2 separate regions of the Homo sapiens genome follow, and region 1 is linked to region 2. A link is a contact called in ENCODE Hi-C or POLR2A ChIA-PET data. All regions are on one chromosome and are shown on one strand. Each heading gives the region's core, a stretch centred on a gene start or an enhancer-like site at or near the end of the contact. The rest is flanking DNA. Distances are from core to core; before and after follow the strand shown.

What was found. A loop is a pair of places that touch in the nucleus more often than their neighbours do. ChIA-PET counts read pairs that join two places held with the same protein, here RNA polymerase II (POLR2A). Pooled maps may share reads with other maps.
Region 1: a loop to region 2 is called in a pooled map, with 10 times the contacts of the local background. The contact joins the enhancer-like site here to the promoter of ADNP in region 2. A Hi-C loop is called at or near these places in 1 of 37 single-sample maps with no recorded cell type and 2 of 50 pooled maps. POLR2A ChIA-PET finds 5 or more read pairs at or near these places in 1 of 52 experiments (activated B cell).

The regions. Positions count from the first base shown.
Region 1 is chr20:53,892,356-53,895,343 of GRCh38, forward strand. No RefSeq gene overlaps it. Among named protein-coding and RNA genes, the nearest start is that of BCAS1-AS1, 22 kb to the right of the region's middle. Within about 2 kb of position 1,481, at least 7 of the 41 ENCODE cell types and tissues checked have a DNase peak (open chromatin) inside an H3K27ac peak, as active enhancers do.
Region 2 is chr20:50,929,997-50,933,138 of GRCh38, forward strand. ADNP (activity dependent neuroprotector homeobox) reads right to left here and starts at 1,441. Exons shown (of 6, transcript NM_001282531.3): 1 at 830-1,441. ADNP-AS1 (ADNP antisense RNA 1) reads left to right here and starts at 988. Exons shown (of 3, transcript NR_110009.1): 1 at 988-1,058; 2 at 1,379-1,453. RefSeq lists enhancers at 270-1,060, 1,480-1,599 and silencers at 660-839, 980-1,029, 1,180-1,399, 1,699-1,886, 1,750-1,929.

The sequences.
Region 1 (2,988 bases), core at 231-2,730, 3.0 Mb after region 2:
GTTTAGTTAGGTAGCTTAAAAACAATATTATTGGCCTGGCGCAGTGGCTCATGCCTGTAATCCCAGCACTTTGGCAGGCTGAGGTGGGCAGATCACCTAAGGTCAGTAGTTCAAGACCAGCCTGGCCAACATGGTGAAATCTCATCTCTACTAAAAATACAAAAATTAGCTGGGTATGGTGGTGGGTACCTGTAATCCCAGCTACTTGGGAGGCTGAGGCAGGAGAATCACTTGAACCCAGGAGGCAGAGGTTGCAGTGAGCTGTGATTGTGCCACTGCACTCCAGCCTGGGTGACAGGGCAAGACTCTGTCTCAAAAAAATAAAAAATAAAAATAATATTGTTGCCTCTATCTCCCCTTTCCCTTTCCCCTTCTCTTTCCCTCCCCTCCCCTCCCCTCCCCTCCCCTCCCTTCCCCTCCCTTCTCCTCCCCCTCCCTTCCCCTCCCTTCTCCTCCCCCTCCCTTCCCCTCCCCTCTCCCTTCCCCTCCCCTCCCCTCCTCTCCCTGGCATCTTTTAAAGTGGGTGACAATGGGGTAAGGGTTTAGATCTAGGCTCTAAGTTTAGGCTACCCAGGTTCAACTTCTAATATTGTCACATTAGCTGCTTCCACTTGGGTCCACCTCACCCCTGTAAGCCTCAAGTTCCTCCTCATTTGTAAAAATCGTAGTGTGATACTATCTGCCTTGCCAAGTGCTGGGTGGATTAGAAACAATCATGCATGCATAGCACACGGTAAACGATCACTATTAAGCCACTCCCACATGTCCATTATTGAAGCAGGTGGTGTGAACAAGAGAGGCATGTATGGTCTTTGTTCACAAGCATCTCTCCCTCTCTCCCTCAGCCTTTCTTTCTCTGTCTTTTACACACACACACACACACACACACACACACACACACACACCAGTTAATGACATCAAGGGGGAAGTTAGGAAAGATGAAAAATTGGAGACCAAGACGGTCATAACATGGTTCTAATTTGTGGTTAAGAAATTCATGAAGGAATAGGTCAATGTGTACCCAGAGAAAGGAAAGATTCACTTATGAAGAACGTGGGAGTGAATCACAAGACTGTCACTGTCTGCAACCCTTGAAGGGGCCCCTTGACCATCTTGCTGGGCGATTTGAATCACCAGATGTGGTCTACCACAGTGTCTCTCATGCCGCTGCTCACATATGAACTTCATGATTTTTGCCATATCTCTTGCTGCCTTGTTTAGTGTTGACTTAAGATTTTTCTTTCATTATTTGGATATTGACTACACTGACATAAAAAGGAAACTTTATGTCACTATGGTAAATGGGAGGCTGATTTTCTTGCCACAGATAGAAACTGTGAAAAAAATACATACCGTTTTTTTTTTTAAAGAATGCTTTTTTTAAACTTTTTTTTTAGGTTCAGGGGTACACGTGCGGGTTTGTTATATAGGTAAATTGTGTGTCATGGGGTTTTGGTGTACAGATTATTTTGCCACCCAGGTAATAAGTATAGTACGAATAGGTAGTTTTTCCATCCTCTCCCCACCCCACCCTCCACCCTTAAGTATATATGTGTTCATGAAAATACACAACTATTAAAAGTAATACAGCCAGGTGCAGTGGCTCATGCCCGTAACCCCAGCACTTTGGGAGGCCGAGGCGAGCGGATCACCTGAAGTCAGGAGTTTGAGATCAGCCTGGCCAACATGGTGAAACCTCGTCTCTACTAAAAATACCAAAATTAGCCGGGCGTGGTGGCGTGCGTCTGTAATCCCAGCTACTCGGGAGGCTGAAGCAGAAGAATTGCTTGAACCCACGAGGCAGAGGTTGCAGTGAGCCAAGATCGCATCACTGCACTCCAGCCTGGGCAACAGAGCGAGACTCCACCACAAAAAAAAAAAAAAGAAAAAAAAGTAATACATAATGTTGCCGATAGCTCTCTGAATACCCTTCTGTATCCCACCAGTGTTTGGTATAACATACTTCAGGGTGCACCACTCTTGCAGAAAAAGCTGAAAATTCTGTATCTTTAGTTATTTGATTTTTTTTTTGTTTTAGAAATGGGGTCTGGCTCTGTCACCCAGGCTGGAGTGCAATGGTGCCATCATGGCGCACTGCTGCCTGAATGTCCTGCACTCAAGCTATCTTCCTGCCTCAATCTCCCTAGTAGCTGGGACTACAAGGCGTGAGCCAACACGCTGGCTGGATTTCTGCATCTTTAGGTTCTTAATCCTTAACCTTTTTGCTTCTCAGTTTCTCATCATTAGAATGGGGCTGTTTCACTGTGCACAGTGTCTCACACCTGTAATCTCAGCACTTTGGGAAGCCAAGGCGGGAGAATCTCTTGAGGCCAGGAGTTTGAGATCAGCCTGGGCAACAAATCAAGATCTCCATCTCTACAAAAAATTTAGCCAGGCATGGTGGTGTGTGCCTGTAGTCTTAGCTATTGAGGAGGCTGAGGCAGGAAGATCACTTGAGCCCAGGAAGTTGAGACTGCAGTGAGCTGTGACCACACCACTGCACTCCAGCCTCGGCAACAGAGCAAGACCCTGTCTCAAAAAAAAAAAAAAAAAAAAGAGTGAGGATGTTTATAAAAAGAGTCATTATTATTGAGAAATGACTGAGCTGAGCATTTTGCACCCATTCGTTAATATAGCCTTCATAAAGTTTCCATAATGATGTGGTATTATTGAGGTGGTATCTATGAGGCCACCGAGGCACAAAGAGGTAGTTTTGTTCTGTCACACAGCTTGTCACTGCAAGGAGTGCGAACCCAAGACCATCTGAACATGAAGCCTTGACATCCTGCAGTCCTGCCTCTCTGTGCTAGCCACTTCATGGGGGCTGAGAGCAGCCGAATTAACTAACGATGAAGAAGATGCACTGGGGATAAAGAGGAGAGGCTACTTACTGGTGCTTGCCGTGGGCCAGAGACTCCTGGAAGTACTTTTTCTGTATCAACTCATCTCATCCTCATCATAGACGTATAATGGAAGTCTTAGTATTAT
Region 2 (3,142 bases), core at 191-2,690:
AAGAGAAGCAATCGCGCCTTTTCCAGCAGACAGGGATCAAGGTTGGGGGGGAGGGGAAGGCAGGCAGGCCTCCCAGAGGAAAGAAGAGGTGAATACGAGTGTGTTCACAAAACTACTCCCCATTCATTACATTAAAAAAAAATCTTTTTGCAGCTCTCTGGATTTCCATTTTCTACCACCTTACTGCAAAGTTGGGGCTCAGAATGTTCGAAAGAGGTGCTGACCAGGCAGCTGAGATTGGGGAAAAGGGATGGTGGTGAACTGTGGTCAGGATAAGAGGAAAGCTGGCAGGTTGGGGAAGAAGGATTGCACAGGGGAGGCAAAGACTCACTCCATGCCATGCATGCTCCCCGCCCCCCCCAACCCCGTCCCCCCTCCCCCAGGTAAGGGTGGGCAGACCTGGCAGAAGGCTGGTTCAAGGCATGGGGGTGTGCGTGGGGGGGCTCCTTTTGGGGGTGGGGGGCGGACGGGATTAGTTCCAGGATGGGAGAAGCTCGGTTCTGGCTGGGGGAGATGCCCTTAGCTGCAAAAGCTCCGGGCGGCCAGGCAGAGTGCTGGCCTCGGTGGGCTCACAGGGCGGAGAAGGGGGTCGGGCTGCAGGAGGAGGCGCCTGGACCTCCGGAGCAGAGTCGGGTAGCGGTCCGTGCCGGGACGGGGGACCCGTCGGCGCCGGGGTGTGCAAAGGAGCGTGTGTGCGGCTGGAGGGCGGCGATGCGAACAACAATGCGCCCGCGCCCGGGGCCAGGCTGCACTGGCGGCCGCGCGGGCCGGGGTCGGGAAGCCAGGCAGGGCAGGGCCGCGGGTCCGCGCGCGGCGGCGCCGGGCTTACCTTGACTCGGCCTCGAGGCGCGCGCGGGGCCGGCGTGCTCGGGGGCCGGACAGCGGCGGCGGCGGCGGGCGGATGGCGGCGGCACGGCGGTGGCGGCAGCGGGGAGGGCGCGCCCGGGGCCTCGTCGCGCTCCGGCTCGGCGGACTCCGGCTCGCGCCGCGGCCGCGGGTGCTGCCGGGGGGCGCGGCGGGCGCAGCAGAGCGGCGGGCGGCGGCGGCGTCGTCGAGCGGTGCAGACAAAGGAGGGGCGGAGGGAGGAGACGGAGGGTGTGGGAGAGGCGGCTTCACCGGCGCGGGCGGCGGCGGCCGCGCTCCTCTCGCTCCTCAGCAGCGGGGACCGAGAGAGGGAGCTGTGTCTGAGAAGACGCCAAAATCCCCCTTAGCGCTGCCTGCGGGAGGGGGAGGGGGCACAAGATGGCGGCGGCCGGGGGGGGGGGGGCGGGAGTTCAGCTCATGGATCCCGGCGGGCGGCGGAGGGGAGACCGGGCCGGCGGAGGCGGCGGCGGCAACGGGCGGGGGAGGGGGCTGATCCCGCGTCTCCCCTCAGCAGACAATACAAGCGCCTCGGACCGAGTCCCCGAACCTGCCCTAGCCAAAATGGCGGCCGAGAAAGAGCGGAAGTGACGTAAGTGCCTCATTAGCATAAGAGGACTCATTGTCCAGCTAAATAGGGGGGGGCAGTGGGGACAGCACCCCTAACCCCCTTTTCCCCAGGGGGGGTTCCTCTTACTCCCACCCCTGCTTGCACCTAACTTTTCCTGAGGGAGGGTGCTCTCAGCACCCCCACCCCCGCTTGAGGGAAATTATATAATCCCCACTGAGGGGGGAGCTCTCGCGAGAACCAGGCGGATTTGCCATTGACCCACTAGGAGGCGCCGCGGATAATGGCCGCAGTGCGCTCCCGGGGCCCGTGTGCTCGGCGGGCGCCTTCCTCTGGCCGCAGCGCCGGCGGCGGAGGCAGAAGCAGCGGGCCGCAGCACGCCCAGCACTCAGTCAGGTGGCCGTGCTGGGGATCCCTGCGCGGGCCCAGCTGGGCCTGGACTACATCTGGCGGGAGGGGTGTGCGGGGCGGCCTGGGGCGGCTCCACGTGCTCAGATGCCCGCGCTTCCACGGCTGAGAAGCGGCGGGAAGGCGCCGGGACACCTGGCCGGTCGCCCCTGACGCCTCCTGCCTTAAATGAGGTGTGAGGGCCTCGTGCTTCACACAGCGACTTGAGATGAGACACAACCCCATGGATGCCTTAGCCCTTCCTGGTGGGGTATTCGGTGCAGAGGGGCCGAGATTTTATTAAGGTCCGCCGTTACCCTGTGACTTGACATTCTTCCCAGTCACAGTGATGGACTCTTCTCTGACCTGAATAAAAAAAAAAATGGGAATCCTAGTGCCTTGAGGCCACCCAACTGGTGAAACTTAAGGATGAGAAGTGATGTTGCCAATAGGGGCATTGGCTCTCTGCAAGATCCTTAAACAACACACTTTGTAGTCCTAGGGACATAGCTTTTGGTGCTCCCACAATCTGGGTAGCATAAGACAGCACATGGTTGCTTTGTAAATTTAGGTCAATCCCAACCAATACATTATCTCCTCAACATTTTTGAACCAACCTTTTAAAGTAGGTTGTTCAAAGTAACATTATGATTTAAAGTATCATTGGTTGGTTAAATGTATTGACAAGTAATAGATGTCAATAGTGAGGAATTAACCAAGCCTGTTTCCTTAATATGTGATCTTTAGGTAAATACACCTGTCTTTTGCTGTTTCTTTACATTTCAAGTTAACATAGTTTCAAGCCATACTTAACATCCGAAAATAATCTGAGTTCGCTGCAAGTAGTATAAATTGTGGTTACACATAGCTGTTCAACATCTAAGACTTCAGTTAGCCCTGTTTAACAAACTTTTATACAACACATTTCTGCAATTGTGATAAAATGTATCTTTAAAAGCCAAGTCAGTATTTCAAGGGAAAACAGCTGAAAAAAGTCGTGGAAAAAGGGGTTGGGGCAAAGCATTTGATTCAGAAAACTAAAGAATCTAATTACACACTGCAGAAGACAGATAAAAACTAATATGAAATAAGCAAAGTAAGTTTAAGTTTAGTTTTTCTTAGATATACTTAGATTCCATATAGTGATAATACAAATACAAGGGAAAACATCTGGATTTCATCTTTGGCCTCATTTACAAAGCAAAATGGGATGCTGGATTCAGATGTAAATATTTAATTTTACAGTGTTTAAGCACCAGATTTACTACAAAAATGCATCTAAATATTCCAGATTCTTTTCTAAATGACTTCCAAATGCTATGAGTC